Regions from separate parts of the Homo sapiens genome. Here region 2 is linked to region 1. Evidence: chromatin contacts called from ENCODE Hi-C or POLR2A ChIA-PET data. All regions are on one chromosome and are shown on one strand. The core of a region is the stretch at or near the end of the contact, and the rest is flanking DNA. Distances in the headings are between cores, read along the strand shown. Region 1 overlaps LINC02028 (long intergenic non-protein coding RNA 2028). Region 2 holds the start of LINC02028 (long intergenic non-protein coding RNA 2028).

The links. Hi-C counts contacts between places; a loop is a spot of excess contacts on that map. ChIA-PET counts read pairs that join two places held with the same protein, here RNA polymerase II (POLR2A). Pooled maps may share reads with other maps.
Region 2: a loop to region 1 is called in a map with no recorded cell type, with 3 times the contacts of the local background. The contact joins the promoter of LINC02028 here to the enhancer-like site in region 1. A Hi-C loop is called at or near these places in 4 of 168 maps with a recorded cell type or tissue (GM12878, IMR-90, PC-9 and 1 more), 11 of 37 single-sample maps with no recorded cell type and 7 of 50 pooled maps. POLR2A ChIA-PET finds 5 or more read pairs at or near these places in 5 of 52 experiments (AG04449, H1, K562 and 2 more).

The regions. Positions count from the first base shown.
Region 1 is chr3:194,030,677-194,038,092 of GRCh38, forward strand. All of the region lies in intron 1 of LINC02028 (long intergenic non-protein coding RNA 2028), which reads right to left. Among named protein-coding and RNA genes, the nearest start is that of LINC02026, 31 kb to the left of the region's middle. RefSeq lists an enhancer at 1,502-2,079. Within about 2 kb of position 4,100, at least 4 of the 41 ENCODE cell types and tissues checked have a DNase peak (open chromatin) inside an H3K27ac peak, as active enhancers do.
Region 2 is chr3:194,068,152-194,075,567 of GRCh38, forward strand. It overlaps LINC02028 (long intergenic non-protein coding RNA 2028), which reads right to left and starts at 2,819. Exons shown (of 3, transcript NR_136179.1): 1 at 2,671-2,819. LOC102724877 reads left to right here and starts at 1,938. Exons shown (of 6, transcript XR_002959666.2): 1 at 1,938-2,124. RefSeq lists a silencer at 2,837-3,016.

The DNA.
Region 1 (7,416 bases), core at 2,850-5,349:
CCCAAGCTGGAATGCAGTGGCACAATCTTGGCTCACTGCAACCTCTGCCTCCCTGGTTCAAACGATTCTCCTGCCTCAGCCTCCCGAGTAGCCGGGATTACAGGCACCTGCCACCATGCCCAGCTAATTTTGTATTTTTAGTAGAGACAGGGTTTCGCCATGTTGGCCAGGCTGGTCTCGAACTCCTGACCTCAAGTGATCCACCTGCCTTGGCCTCTCAAAGTGCTGGGATTACAGGTGTGAGCCACTGTACCCGGCCAGAGTTTCTCTTGACCCCACCCACACCTCCTGGCTGCTTGTCCCAAGACAACAGCTTCCCTACTCCAAATCTACATTTTCCCTCTTTTATTAAGGGAAAGAATAGTCCCTAGGGGTGTGCCACTGTAAAATTCTCTGGAGGAAATAAAGAAAGTAATAACATGTTAAACTATGGATTCTTCGGTAAGTTTCTATGGGCAGCCTTACTTGATGCCATTGGCAATTGTTTCTTGGTTCATTCTCTCCTGGGGCAATCACCAGGTCTGGCCTCATAACAATCCTTTTCCTACTTTTTTTTTTTTTTTCCTGAAAACCAATCCTATGAATTGGTGTGGGAAGGAACCAGTGAAAATCTCCTTGTGAAGGCTCATCATTTAGGATGTTTCTTCTTTAGAGTCCTCCTATTTGGGGGCTTTCTTGGGTAGGGGGAGTGGGGTGTGCACCAGCCAAGCCTCTATCAGGGGGTTGCCAAGCCGTCTCAAACTCTCCCCAGCCGGTTCTTTCCCCGCTGTGGGGCTTTTGGCAGAGAAGGGCCAGAGGGTGCCATTAGCTGGCTTCCCAGGAGCCGTGCGTCCTGCCTGGCTTCCCAGCTGGGTTGGATGGAGGGACATCGTGGTTAACAGATTTGCCAAAAATCATAGAGCTGGGGCTGGCTCTCCAGAGGTCAGGGATATTAAGAGCAAGCCAAAGGGCACAGAGTCCTGTTGCAAGACTGGAAGCAGCCAGGGACCCAAAGAAAGTGCCTGGGGCTAAGCATCGTCGAGCTCATCCTAGGCCTGTCTCCACTCCCTGGAGGACGGTGAACCCATCACCACACATCCCAGGGCCTCGGTCTCCTTGTCTGTAAAGCCAGCAGGTTGGGTCATCTGAGTGGAATAGATACTAAATTAGTCTAAGGTCCCTTCCAATGTTGTGATTCTCTGACTACTTTACAATTTGGGGGTCTGAAGACACCCCTCTACCTTTTTCCATTTGCAAGGTGTGCTGGGGCCACAACAAACCCAACCTCAGGTGCAGCGCCAGGTCCCGCCTCGTTTGTGCCTGTTCTTCCTCACATGACCTTTTGCCCCCGCCTAGCCTGTGCCAGGGCAAATGGAATTCAGACTGCTCTGATTCATTGACCTCAAAGGCAACCAAAAAAATGGCCTTGCAAAGGGGATCTGATGCCTCCAAAGCCGTGACGAGCCTTCCAGGTGGGTGGCTTTTGAAACTGCTCTCCTTCCTTGGGACCACAAAGCTTTATTTGACCAACATTCAAGTTCAAAAACTTTATTTGCCTGGAGCAAACCCAGGAGACTTACTCTTGGAAAACTACCTTCTCCCAGGCTTCACCAGACACCTCACAGGGTGGGAGTGTGGGGTGAAACACATCACACCCATGGCCCTGTGACATTCTCATCTTCCCAGCAGGGAGAACCGGTCCCTGCCAGTGTCGAGAAGTCAAAACAAAGCTCCTTTTCCATGTGCTTTTTCTTCCTCAATGGCTTAGACTGTAAAGTCATCAGGAAGCATGGTCTAGTGCTCCAAGCTCCAGACAGACGGCTTGACCTCTGTCCTGGCGCCCTGGGCTGGCCTGGGCCAGACACCGCACCCCCAGGACTGTTTTCCCATCTGCAAAACAACTCGGGCCTCTCTAAGCCAACACTACCTCTCACTGCAAAACACAGCCCCCTCCCTCCTCCAGGGGCAGTTGGCCTTAGAAACCAGCCCATCTTTAGGGGAAGAAATCCTTATGGGGCAGGCGGCAGCAGGGCATAGCACAGAGGAAGAAAAGAGTTCATCGTGCGCTGGAGGCTGAGGGTGTTGGGGGTTTGAGGGAAGGTGATGGTTTGGGGGAGCGTCTTTTCCACTCTCCTGGATCTGAGGTGGAAGGTCTCTGCTCTGGGCTCTGAAACGGGATGGTGTCATGTGCAGATAAACAGAGAAGCCTATTGTAGATGGCTGTTGGGTGTCTCCAGGGATCAGTAACACCTTCATCAGAGAGGATGCTTCTGTAAGCATTCTACTTCCCTTCCCCACCCCCACCCCTTAAATAAGCAGCTGTTTCCTCCGCCCCTGTCCCTGGCCCCTCGCCGCTGCTGGGTCATCCTGCCAACCCCGGGCTGCAGACTGACTTACCTAGTTTCAGAACTTAACTTGCCTGGATGCACTCCGTCTTCTTCTACTTTACAAGGTCTCTTTTACATCTGCCCTTTACATAAGACCCTGCCTGACCCAGCCTCGAAGGAAAACCCATCCCCCCACCCGTGCTGGTGTTTGGAGCTCAGAAGTAGCCCTCCCAGTGACCCCCTGCCAGGCCTCTGGTGAGCATTTTCATCTGATCCTTAATCCGCCTCCTGCCACCTTGGCCAAACACACCCAACCAGGCTGCCTGTGGTAGGCTCACAATATCCCTGGCTCTTATGCTATCAGATAAGAAACTTCACATGCCCCAGCATCACTGACACCAGGTCTGAGGTTTTATTTGGGAAGAGGAAAGATTAATAGATGCTGGGGCAAAGAAGTCCAAGTATTTGAAGAGACAGACACCCTTGCTCTCCAAAGTAAACCGTTGTACACAATTGCATGGCCCTTAGATGAGATCTGAGAGAGTAGTTCTCACCCCTGGCTGCAAGTTAGAATCCAGGCTGCTCCCCAGACAGATTACATGGGAATCCGTAGGATTGACATCCAGGCATTGGCTGGCTTTGAGAGCCACTGATCTAAAACAATGCCCCATTTTGCAGTTTGGGAAAGAGGGGAGAAGTGATTTGCCCCAAATTAGATGGTCATTTGGGACAGAGCCCTGAGCAGAACCTGTGTCTCCTAACTTTACATTCCTATCTCTTCCCATCATGATTTTCCCTCTGGTCGCTTTAGAAGAGAGGGTCTTAAACTCAGAGGCACATTAAACCTATGTAAGGGAACTACTGAAATATACAATGCCAGGCTTCCTGAAATTCTGGTCTCATTGCTCCGGAGTGTAGCCTGGGTATAAGTATTCAAAGTTCCTTGAGTGACTCTCATGTGTAGTCACAGTTGAATGAAGCCCTGCTTATTAAAGGCTAAACCCCTTCAGAGAGACAGAAAGACTGAGAGAGGGAGAGGCAAAAAAAAAAAAATAATACTGTGGAGGCTGGAGGAAGGAAAATTGTTCTTGTAGGAGGAATCTTGGGATCCATCAAAACAAATGATGCTTGAGCTGGATCTTGAAGCTTTCAATACTTGGAAGTGGCAAACAGCTTTTCAGGAGAGGGAACCGTGTGAGCAGCGTCCCCCAGGAAGGGATATGGGAGATGGGACAGTTAGGAATTGGACAGAACAGGCAAATTGGGACCAGCGTGTGGGAAGCTTTCAATTCACATGGGAGTGTGGCATGAACTGTCCAGCCCAGTGACTTCCAAACTCTCGCACACATCAGACTCACCTAGAGGGCTTGAACGCAGGCTGCCGGGCCCACCCTCAGAGTCCCATATTCAGTGGGTCTGCGTGGGACCTGGGAATTTGCATTTCTAACAAGTTCCCAAGTAATCGTGATACTTCCGGCCTTCCCAAGACACTTTAAGAACCACTGTGCTAGGCAAAGGGAAATCCCAGGAAGTTTCAGATTTGAATCACTTGGAGAAACATATACACACACAGAGAGAGAGAGAGAGTAGGGAGGAACTTCAGTAGGACAGGAACACTGATCTGGCATAGAGAGAAAATCACAGAGCAGAGCAGCCCAGAAGCGCATGCAGGCGCGGCCACTGCATTACAGAAGAAGAAAGGAGGCCCGAAGAGGGCCCGGGCAGTGGGACTGGGGAGGAAGGCGGGTTTACAGCAAGTTCAGTGGACGCGTGCACAGGACATGGTGACTGACTGGATTTGGAGGGAAGTAGGGCAGAGTCCAGGGGGAGTGACTTCTGGAAGCAGAACAGCCAAGGGGGTGCAATTCACTGAGCCGAACGGGCAAGAGGAGGGGCAGGTGTGGGAGCAGTGCCAGGGGCTTGGCTGGAACATGAACCCGAACCCTGTTCTCAGGTGCCTGGCAAGAAGACCTCTGACTTGGGCCTAGAGTGTGCCAGAATGAAGACGGCCCTGCTCCCTAACAGTTGCTGTTTCTGCCCTAAAACTCACCTCCCAGGGGTGTTGGGTGGCAGGCGGGGGAGAGCTGAGCCAGGGTGGTGACCCATCGTGAGGTGCTTTGGGGCTGCGTCCCCTCTAGTGGACAGGCACTGGAGTCCAGCAGAGCTCTGTCTCTTCAGGTCCAGTCAGGGAGGCAAAGGAATCAAGCATTGCCATGCACTCACACTGGAACCCGCTTTGCTCCAAGCCCTCCATCTGCCTTCAGTTACAGGATGTGCTCCCTGAAGCAGTAGTTCCCAATCTTGGCTGCACGTTAGAATCGCCTGGCGAGCTTCAAAAATGCCTGCTACCTGGGCTGCACCCCACACCAATTAAAACAGCATTTCTGGGATAGGACCAAGGCATCTGTATATTATAAACCTCCACAAGTGCAGCCAGGGTTGAGAATTGCACCCCGAAGGGTGTACATAGGTAGCCCTCAAATAGCAGATTTATGAAAATTACATTTCCTCCTTAAGGAAATGGTTTGAATGTGTCTAACACCGCCCTACCCCACCCCACTGCCCTCCTCCCACACAAGTGACCTGATCAAGGGACAGGCCTGGCCTTCTGAGCCACAGGCCTGCCTTGCAGGCTGGCAGGAGCTGTTGCCTATAGTCAGAGTTTATGGAAGCTGAGGCCACTTCCTGGAAGGAGGAGACTTGAAAGCCCAAAGTCCAACGAATTTCATTCAAGGAGGCTGGACCAAACAGAGACAGAGGGGGTAGAGAGTGTATGGGGAGAGATGGGGCCTTATTCAGAGCCAAAACCAAGAGGGAGGATTTAAGGACCAGAGAGACCCTGTGGGAGGAACAGGGATGTGGGTGACAGGAGGTGATCTGCATGAGATTTGGCAACACCAGGCAGCTCCTCACAGCTGTTCTTCAGGCATCCCAGGAGTGTGGGCAAGCCAGGAGAGGACAGAGTGCACCGGGGCTACCTCTCCTGGTCCTCCTCCCCGACTCAGAGTCCCAGGGGCAGATACAAAAGGCAAAGAGAGAAAAGGGCTGGGAAACCAACAGCATGAGGAAGCTGATGAGGGCAGGGAATGGGGGCATTCACTCCAGGGGCATATCAGGATTGAAGGGGGCCTGAAGTTTGCACAGTTGGGAGGGCTGTCTTTAAGAAAAAGAACATGACATGGCAAATGCAACTTGAGGTCCTGGGCCTGGGAAAGAGCCTGAAGTGAGGGGTCCTGGGGTGAACCTGCTCTGGCCAATAGGCTAATAATCTGGGCTAAGACTCATTGCTAAACCGTGCCCCACTTTCCAGGGTCTTGCCTTGTCTGGGACACCCCATCAGACTAGGAGGCCAGTTGTCCATTTTATTTCTGGGAAACGAAGGAGTAAAGGAGTCTCTGTGGTCAGTCACCCAACACGCGTTGGTGGCCGTGCCACAAAGAGGTCCTCCGTGCAGTGCTGCAGGCCATTCACTCCCTCCACAGCTTCATATTAGGATCTACCATGTGTCAGGGCCGGGCTAGGCATGGCACGCATCACAGGGTCTCAGATAGGGCGCAGCTCTCACAAATGACAAGTTCTCTGCCTGGGAGGCATGCAGGCCTCTGTGAAGGCAGGACAGAGAGAGGGAGGTAACTGCCTCAGGCAGTTAGGGTGGGCTTCCTGGAGGCTGCAAACAGAGAAGGGAGCCTGAGAGAACCTGCCTAAGTTCACCAGATCAGGGAGAGTTGGTCTTGCAGAGGGAACAGCCACAACAATATTTATTAAGCACCTACTATGTACCAAGTTTAGATCTGTTATATAAAGTCAATGAGTCTGTTCAACAACATCACAAATTGGGTCCTAGTATTATCCCCATTTTACAGATAAGAAAGCTGAGACACAGTGAGGCTAAGGATCTTATTCTCAGTCTCACAGCTACTTAAGTGGTGGGTATGAATTTTAAACCCAGGTAGTCTGGCTCTAGAATCCATGCGTGCACAAAGCTATGACGAGACATCCTGGAACACTTTGAGAACTGCAAGATACTCAGTGTCCCACACACAGGAAGCACAGGGAAGACAGGCAAGCAAGGGGGCCAAAAGGGCAGGAAGGATCCTGGAGGGCCTAGAAGAACAGATAAAGAGGTTTGGGTAAGGAACGCTACCCAAAAGAGGCAGGGAAGCTACTGAAGGTTTTTAAGCAAGAGCAACAGATCTACGCTTTAGAAAGGTTGCTGTGGGCCGGGCGCAGTGGCTCACAACTGTAATCCCAGCACTTTGGGAGGCCAAGGCAGGTGGATCTCTTGAGGTCATGAGTTCGAGACCAGCCTGGCCAATATGGTGAAACCCCTTCTCTACTAAAAATACAAAATAGCCGGGTGTGGTGGCAGCCACCTATAATCCCAACTATTCAGGAGGCTGAGGCAGGGAAATCACTTGAATCCAGGAGGCGGAGGTTGCAGTGAGCCGAGATCACACCACTGCACTCCAGCCTGGGCGATAGAGCAAGACTGTCTAAAAAATAAAAGGTTACTCTGTATAGAAGATGTGATTAGAAATGATAGATTAGAAGCCGTCAGATGGGAGCAGGGGATCTCTGCATATGCTATTGCAGAGTCCTGGCAATTGTGAATGGAACATCAATTGAAGCCAAGGCACCAGCTTGAAGTTCCTCTGGTTCCAAAGACCACCTTTAACAGCCTGTGGGTGGAGTAGACAGAAGAGGATCAATCTTATGCCATATGATGTGTTTTGGACTTGGAGCCCAGAGATCTGAGTGCAGTGCCCTCCCTCCCACTGGCCACCTTCGTGGACAAAGTCAAACCCCTTCACCTCCCTGGGCCACAATTTGCTCATCTGGAAAATGAGCATAATAATTCGTGTTCTGTCTGACTCATTCGATTTTTGCGAAATTCAAATAACATCATGTATGCAAAAAATGGCCCATGACTATTATTGACAATGCAATGGAAGCTTGAAATGTCTGCACAATTAACTGATGGCCTGGAGGCCAAGAATCTTCTGTTCCTGGGCTCAAGTGGTATCCTTTGCCTTGGCAATAAGCTCACAGCTGAGGCAGGTCCTTCCCACCTCTACCGACCCACCGAAGTCCTTCCCTTTCTTCAAAGCAC
Region 2 (7,416 bases), core at 1,569-4,068, 36 kb after region 1:
ACTCTTAGGTATATACCCAAAAGAAAGGAAATGAGTCTATCAAAGAGACATCTGCACACCCATGTTTACTGCAGCACTAGTTACAATAGCCAAGCTTTGGAGGCAACCTAAGAGTCCATCATGGCTAAATGGATAAACAAAATATGGGACATATATGCAACCGAATACTATTCAGCCATGAAAAAGAATGAGATCCCGTCATTTCCAACAACATGAATGGAACTGGAGGACATTATGTTAAGTGAAATAAGCCAGGCACAGAAAGACAAACTTCACATTCTCACTTATTTGTGGGAGCTAAAATTTAAAATAATTGAACTCATGGAGATAGAAAATAGAAGGATGGTTATTAGAGGCTGGGAAGGGTAATGAGGGGGTTGATAGGAGAGTGGGGATGGTTCATGGGTACGAAAAATAGGAAGAATGAATAATACCTAGTATATGTGAGCATAACAGGGTGACTATAGTAAATATATATATATATATATATATATATATATATATATATATATAATTATTTTTTTTTTGAGACGGAGGTTTGCTCTTGTTGCCCAGGCTGATCTCGGCTCACTGCAGCCTCTGCCTCCCGGGTTCAAGAAATTCTCCTGCCTCAGCCTCTGGAGTGGCTAGGATTACAGGCATGCGCCAACACGCCCGGTTAATTCTGTATTTTTAGTAGAGACAGGGTTTCTCCATGTTGGTCAAGCTGGTCTCGAACTCCCGACCTCAGGTGATTCGCCCACCTCGGCCTCCTAAAGTGCTGGGATTACACGGCTGAGCCACCAAGCCCAGCCTCGTAAAAATAATTGAATCATACACTTAAAAATAACTGAAAGAGTATAATTGGATTGTTTGTAACACAAAGGCTAAATGCTTGATGTGACGGATACTCCATTCACCCTGATGTGGTCATTATGCATTGCATGCCTGTATCAAAATACCTTATGTACCCCATAAATATGTACCACCTACTATGTACCCCCAAAAATTAAAAATTAAAATAAATTTAAAATTTTTTTTAAAGGATGTATTCCTCCACTCCCAAACCGCCTTCAGCAACTACTTCCAGGCACATCAAGTAAAAACTCAGCATTCAAAACCCTTCGAACACACCCAGCATTCAGAGTCCTCCATACTCTGGCCATACCCCCAAGCTTCTCTTACCTATTTCCCACGAGCACATGCTTTTTGTACCGGCCATAGCCAGCCCCTTGCTGCTGGCTCACCCTTGCCTCTGAAGCTGTGCCATACTGTTCCCTTCACCAGGCACGCCCTCCATGCTCCTATCTAAGCATTCCCTCCTTGAGTCTCTCTAGACTGAGTCACATCCTTTCCCCACTGCTATGGACTGAACTGTATCCCCCAAAAGCCATAGGTTGAAGCCCTAGCTCCCCGTGTGACTGTATTTGGAGACCTGGCCTTTATAGAAGTAATTAAGGTTAACTGAGATCATAAGGGTGGGGCCCTAATCTGATAGGATTGGTGTCTTCATAAGAACAGACTTGCTCTCTCTCTGTGGTCACATGACGACACAGTGAGCAGACAGCCTTCTGCAAGCCAGGAAGAGCACCCTCACTAACAACCTAATTCGCCATCATCTTGATCTTGGATCTCCCAGCCTCCAGAGCCAGGAGAAAATAAATGACTATTGTTTAAGCCACCAGTCTATGGTATTTTAGCAATCATTCATACACACACACAGCATCTGCTTTGTGCCAGCCACTATACAAGTCACTTTAGACGCAGTATCAGTTGATCTCCATTTTACAGATGAGAAAACCGAAGCTTAGATTAAGCAACTTGCCCAAGGTCACACATCTGGTGAGATTCCTAGCCAGTGGTAAATTGCATAACATTCAGCCAACAAACAGAGCAGCTGCCATAAGCAGAGTTCTCAAATAATCATTTGTGTGGAAATCAAAAAGGAGGGCAACACAGTCTCTGCCCTCAGGAAACTCCGGAAGGGAGGAGAGGACAGGTAGGCCATGAGTTACAGGGGGCCACAAACGTCATAAACAGGCGTTTGTCAAAGGCCGCCGGAGAACCGGGAAGCAATGATTGGGCAAATCTGGGAAGACTTCCACAGAGGAGGTGGCAAGCCGGAACAAGGCACACAAATGCCAGGTGCTCGTAGAGGGCTGGATACAATGGGGGCTTCACTACCAGGCCTGTCAGGTGGGGCACCCCCAGAAAATCAGGCTGAGGTGACGGACTGGGACGTCTCGCAGCATGAGGCTGAGTTTAGGCAAAGCTGTCGGGGTCCCAGGACCCATGATTTCCCCCCACCCCCGTCTGCCCCATTCCCAACTTCTCTATGGGGCAGGAACTCGACGAGGGGCACCATGCTGCAGAGAAAGGGCGCCATGCCTTTGGGGCTGGGGCTCGGCAGAAGGTCCTCTGAGCGTGGATTCCAACAGGAGCTCTGCCGCCACCCAGCAGGGTGACCTTGAATACGTCTGCCCGCATGGCTGGGCTTCAAAGACCTTGCCTGGGTGATGTGTGAGCACATGTGATTCCCGCTCACACCAGGCTCTAGGCTACCGTGCAGGCGGGAGCGCGTGGGGTGGTGCAGATCCCTTGCCTCGCCCCGGTGGGGGAGGCTGTTTCTGATTTGGGGGAGCAGGCAGCGTGGGGCCTCCCGTTCAGAGCTCTCTCACCACTGGGCCTGACCTCAGGGCGCCTGGCTGGGGCCAGGAAGGCGTTCGCGTCAGACAACCCCAGCGGGGAAGCCCCCCTCTCCCGCGGGCCAAACCGCAGCTTCTTGCAGCCACTCGCCCCGGCCGGTTTCGGGAGGAGGGCGGCGCTCCGAAGGCGGCCGCGCGCAACGGGGCCTCGGTCTGTGGACCAGCGTCCCCTGAGAAGCAGAAGGGGTGTGAAGGGCAGGAAAGGGGCCGTGCCGGGCTGTCCCTCCCGCCGCCTGCTCCGCGGGTGGCGCCCGGGGCCGGGTGGCAGCGGGGTGTGGGCGGGGAGACGCGGCGGGCGCGGGGGCGGCCGGGCAGGCGGCGCGCGCTCGGAAGTGCCCCCGGGCGGCCTCCGCGGCAGGCGGCTCCTGTTTCCCGGCTCCCGCCCGGGCGGGCGCGGGGCAGCTGCTGGGAGGTGAGCGGAGCAGCGTTTTCCCACAGTCTGGGGCGGTGACACATGGCGCTCACACATTCCACAGCCGGCGGCCGCGCCAGGCCTGGCTGCGAGTCAAGGCAGCGCCGGGAGCTGCCGACGAGCAGGTTCCGACTTTGGCACCCGCCGCGCCGCCTTCCCGCCTTCCCCACGCCCGGCGGGGGCGGAGGGGGACGCAGAGGGGCCCGCGCCGGCGGCTTAACCCTTGGACGTCTAGACACAACTTTGATCAGCAGTTTATTGAATCTCAGTGTGTGTCTCACCCAGGTGCTGAATAAATGTCGAATGCATGAATGAATTACTGAATGAATGAACGAATGAACGAACAAATGAATGGACGCGCGCACACATGCTGTAGGGAGCCCTTCTTGGCTCGCTCACGTAACGCACCTATGCAACAACTGGCCAATACGCTTTCCAAAGCTCCTGACTCCCACTCCGTACATTCTTTGGTGGTGTTTCTTTGAGACAGAGTCTCTCTGTCGCCCAGGCTGGAGTGCAGTGGCGTGATCACTGCAACCTCTGCCTCCCAGGTTCAAGCGATTCTCGTGCCAGGCTCCCACCACCACGCCCGGCTAATTTTTGTATTTTTAGTAGAGACGGGGTTTCGCCATGTTGGCCAAGCTGGGCTAGAACTCCTGACCCTGTCAGGTGATTCGCCTACCTCAGCCTCCCAAAGTGCTGGGATTACAGGCATGAGTCACCGCGCCCAGCCACTCTGTACATTCTTGAAAGGCCCCTGAAGTAAGGGGGGGATGTTGGCACCCCCAGTTTACAAGGAGGAAAGCGACTAGGAGAAGTAGCTTGCTAGGGGTGGCTTTGCACTTCTAGATTCAGATAGGAACCGCCAAAGAGATGGGGAATGGGGAAGCGGGGACATCCCCGTCATCTCCCCTCCCACCATTGGACATGGTAGGCCGGGCGGGAGTCAAGGCAGTGCTTATGCCTCGACTCCAGCCCAGAGCCTGGTGTGAGTGAGCATCACCTGTGGTCAGAGATCAGCCATTTGCCTCTGAGTCGGTGATGAGGGCGTTTGCCAATCTCTGGCGGGACTCCTTCCCACAACTCTCTGTTTACTGATGAGCAGTGGAAACCTTGATCAAAGACTATTCTGGCAACCATTTGACAGAAACAAAAACAATTTGAAAACTGCTTTAAAAAAAAATAGAACTTCCGATTCTGGGGTGGAGATCTGTTCCTATGAGATGGCACCATTCCTGTATTCTGCTTCCCTTGGGCCTCTGTGTGACTCCTCTGGACCTCCAGCTCCCTTACTGCATCTAACTGCCCAGGGTAGAGACTACACTGAAACAGGGACCCTTCACTCCAAATCCCACAAACCGAGGAACCGGCAAATCATCCCACAAAGAAGCTGCCCAGACCCCAGGGCGCAGGAAGGGCTCTGGAAACACTGTGATGTTTCCAGAACTGCCTTACATACATTGCCTTTCATTCTCACAACACCCTAATGAGAGGGGTGGTATTATTGCCCTGGCTTATAGCTAAAAGTACTGACATTTAAAGAGGTGAAATCACTTGCCTAAGGTCACAGAGCTATAAATGTACTTGACCCCATGTTTGCCTAACCACCAACCAGTGCTTTGTCAACCAGGTCTCAAAGTTTAGATGTAATTCAGATTACATTCCGCATACACACCCTCTCCTCTCACCTCCTCATAGCACATGCACACATGCAGACCTGCCCGACCTTTACCTTCTCCAAGTATTAAGAGAATCTCACTTGATCCTCAATGGCTCTGACTTTGGTAGAACCTGGTAGAACTTTTCAAACTCACTTTTGGTCTGTGAAGTAAACTACCTCCACCCTCTGACTCCATAATCAATATGTTCTCCAATCATTACAACATAATCAAAAGACAAAGATGTCAGCCCTGGAGATTCATGACCAGCTGGCCACATTCAAGGTAACTCAGTTGATTAGCATTCACTGTGAACCTACTATTGCCAGGCACCTAACGTGCGTGCTGATGGAGATGAGAGAGGGGACTAGGAAAACAGAAGGACCCAGAGGAGGTAAAAAGGAGAAAACAATCCAGAAGACCCATACGCCCCACTTGGGGCTCCCAATCACTCAGATTGGAAAGATTCATAAAGACACAATTAGATCGTAGGCTGCTAAGAGATGTATAAACTAAGTGGCAGTATACAGGTGAGAATGCACCTGGAGGAAGGGTTGTCTAAACAGGTGACATTTATGTTGAGTCTTTATCTTAATTCATGTTGTGCTCTTATAACAGAACACCCCAGACTTGGCATCTATCTATTTATCTATTTTATTTATTTATTTATACATAAAATCTTTCAGAAAAAATATTTACTTATTTTTAATGACAGATTCTAATTGTGCTGCCCAGGCTGGAGTGCAGTGGCCATTCACAAGCACAGTCATAGCTCACCACAGCCTCAAACTCCTGAGCCTGGAACCACAGGCATGCAACACCATGCCCTGCTTTAGATAATTTTTTTTTTTTGAGATGGAGTCACTCTGTTGCCCAGGCTGGAGTGGAGTGCAATGGTGCGATCTTGGCTCACTGCAATATCCACTTCCTGGGTTCAAGCGATTCTCCTGCCTCAGCCTCCCAAGTAGCTGGGATTACAGGCACACACCACCACACCTAGCTAATATTTGTATTTTTAGTAGAGAGGGGGTTTCACCATGTTGGCCAGGCTGGTCTGGAACTCCTGACCTCAGGTGATGCACCCACCTTGGCCTCCCAAAGTGCTGGGATTACAGGAGTGAGCCACTACACCCAGCCTGCTTTGGATAATTTAATAAGTAGGAATTTATTGGCTCATAGTTCTAGAGGCTGGGAAGTCCAAGATCCAGGAGCTGACATCTGCTGAGGGCCCTCTTGCTGCATCATCCCATGGCAGAAGGGCAAAGAGAGGAGGAGAGAGAGAGAGAGAGAGAGGATAAAAGGGGGCTGAACTTCACCGTTTACAACAAACCTACTCCAGTGATAATAGCATTAATCCATTCACTCCACCTTCATGGCCTAATTACCTCTCATTAGGCCCCACTTCCCAACACTGTTGGCTTTGGGATTTAGTTTCCAACACGTGCTTTCTGGGGAACACATTGAAACTATGGCACCCTTGGAGAATGACTAGTTCTCCAGATGAAGGTAATGGGGAAGGCCACTGCAGGTAGAGGAGACACAATATGATAACTTAGAAAGGACACAGAAAATATAAACCATAAATTAAAAATTGAGAATTTTATGTTATCAAAATGTAAAATGTCTGCTTGCAAAACATACACCATCAAGAAAACAAACAGATAAACCACAAACCAGGAGAAAATATTCACAAAACATATATCTGACAAAGGACATACATATAGAACATATAAAGAACTTCTGTCACTCAACAATAGAAGACAATCTAGTTTTTTTAAGGACCAAAGACTGAAAAGACACTTTACAAAAGAAGATACACAAATAACCACAATAAGCACGTGTGAAAGCACTCAACATCATCAGTCACCAGAGAATGCAAATTAAAATTATGAGCTACCCCTACATACCTGCTAGAATGGCTAGAATTAAAAACTGACAACGCCAGGTGTTGGAGAGAACTGGAACTCTCGTACCTCACTAATAAGAATGTTAAATGGTACAGCCACTTTAGAAAACTGAGAGTTTCTTTAAAAGGTGAATATATACTGACCCAGTGGGATACTGGTAAATTTTTAACAATGACCTCTCCACAGGGAAGTTGAGGCTGCCATGAGCTGTGATTGTGCCACTGTACTCTAGCCCAGGTGACAGAGGGAAACCCTGACTAAAAAATAAAATACAATCAAAAACTAATGGGCTCTCCAGAAGAAAAACAAATGCTACAAAGCCTGATTTGTAGCATTTTCTGATTTCCCTGGTATAAATCTTCTACCATGGCCGATTTCAAGCTACCCACATGACGACACTGAAGGCAGCATTGGGAAGAGATGACCACGAGTGGCTCTTGCTCACTTGTCCCGGTCCACTCCAGCACACCACTATATCTACTCCACGACCTAGCAACCTACTGAGTCATAGGCATTTACCTAAGATAAATGGAAGCACAAGTCCACAAAACGTCTCCTGCAAGAATGCTTGTAGCAACTTTACTTGTAGCTCCAAACTGGAAACAACCTAGGTGACCATCACAAGAGAACAGATATATTTGCACTATATTTGCACAATGGGATACTACTTAGCAACAGGAATGAATGATCTACTGAGACATGCAGCAACTCAGATGAATCTCAAAAATACCAAGCTGTGTGAAGGAAGGCAAACA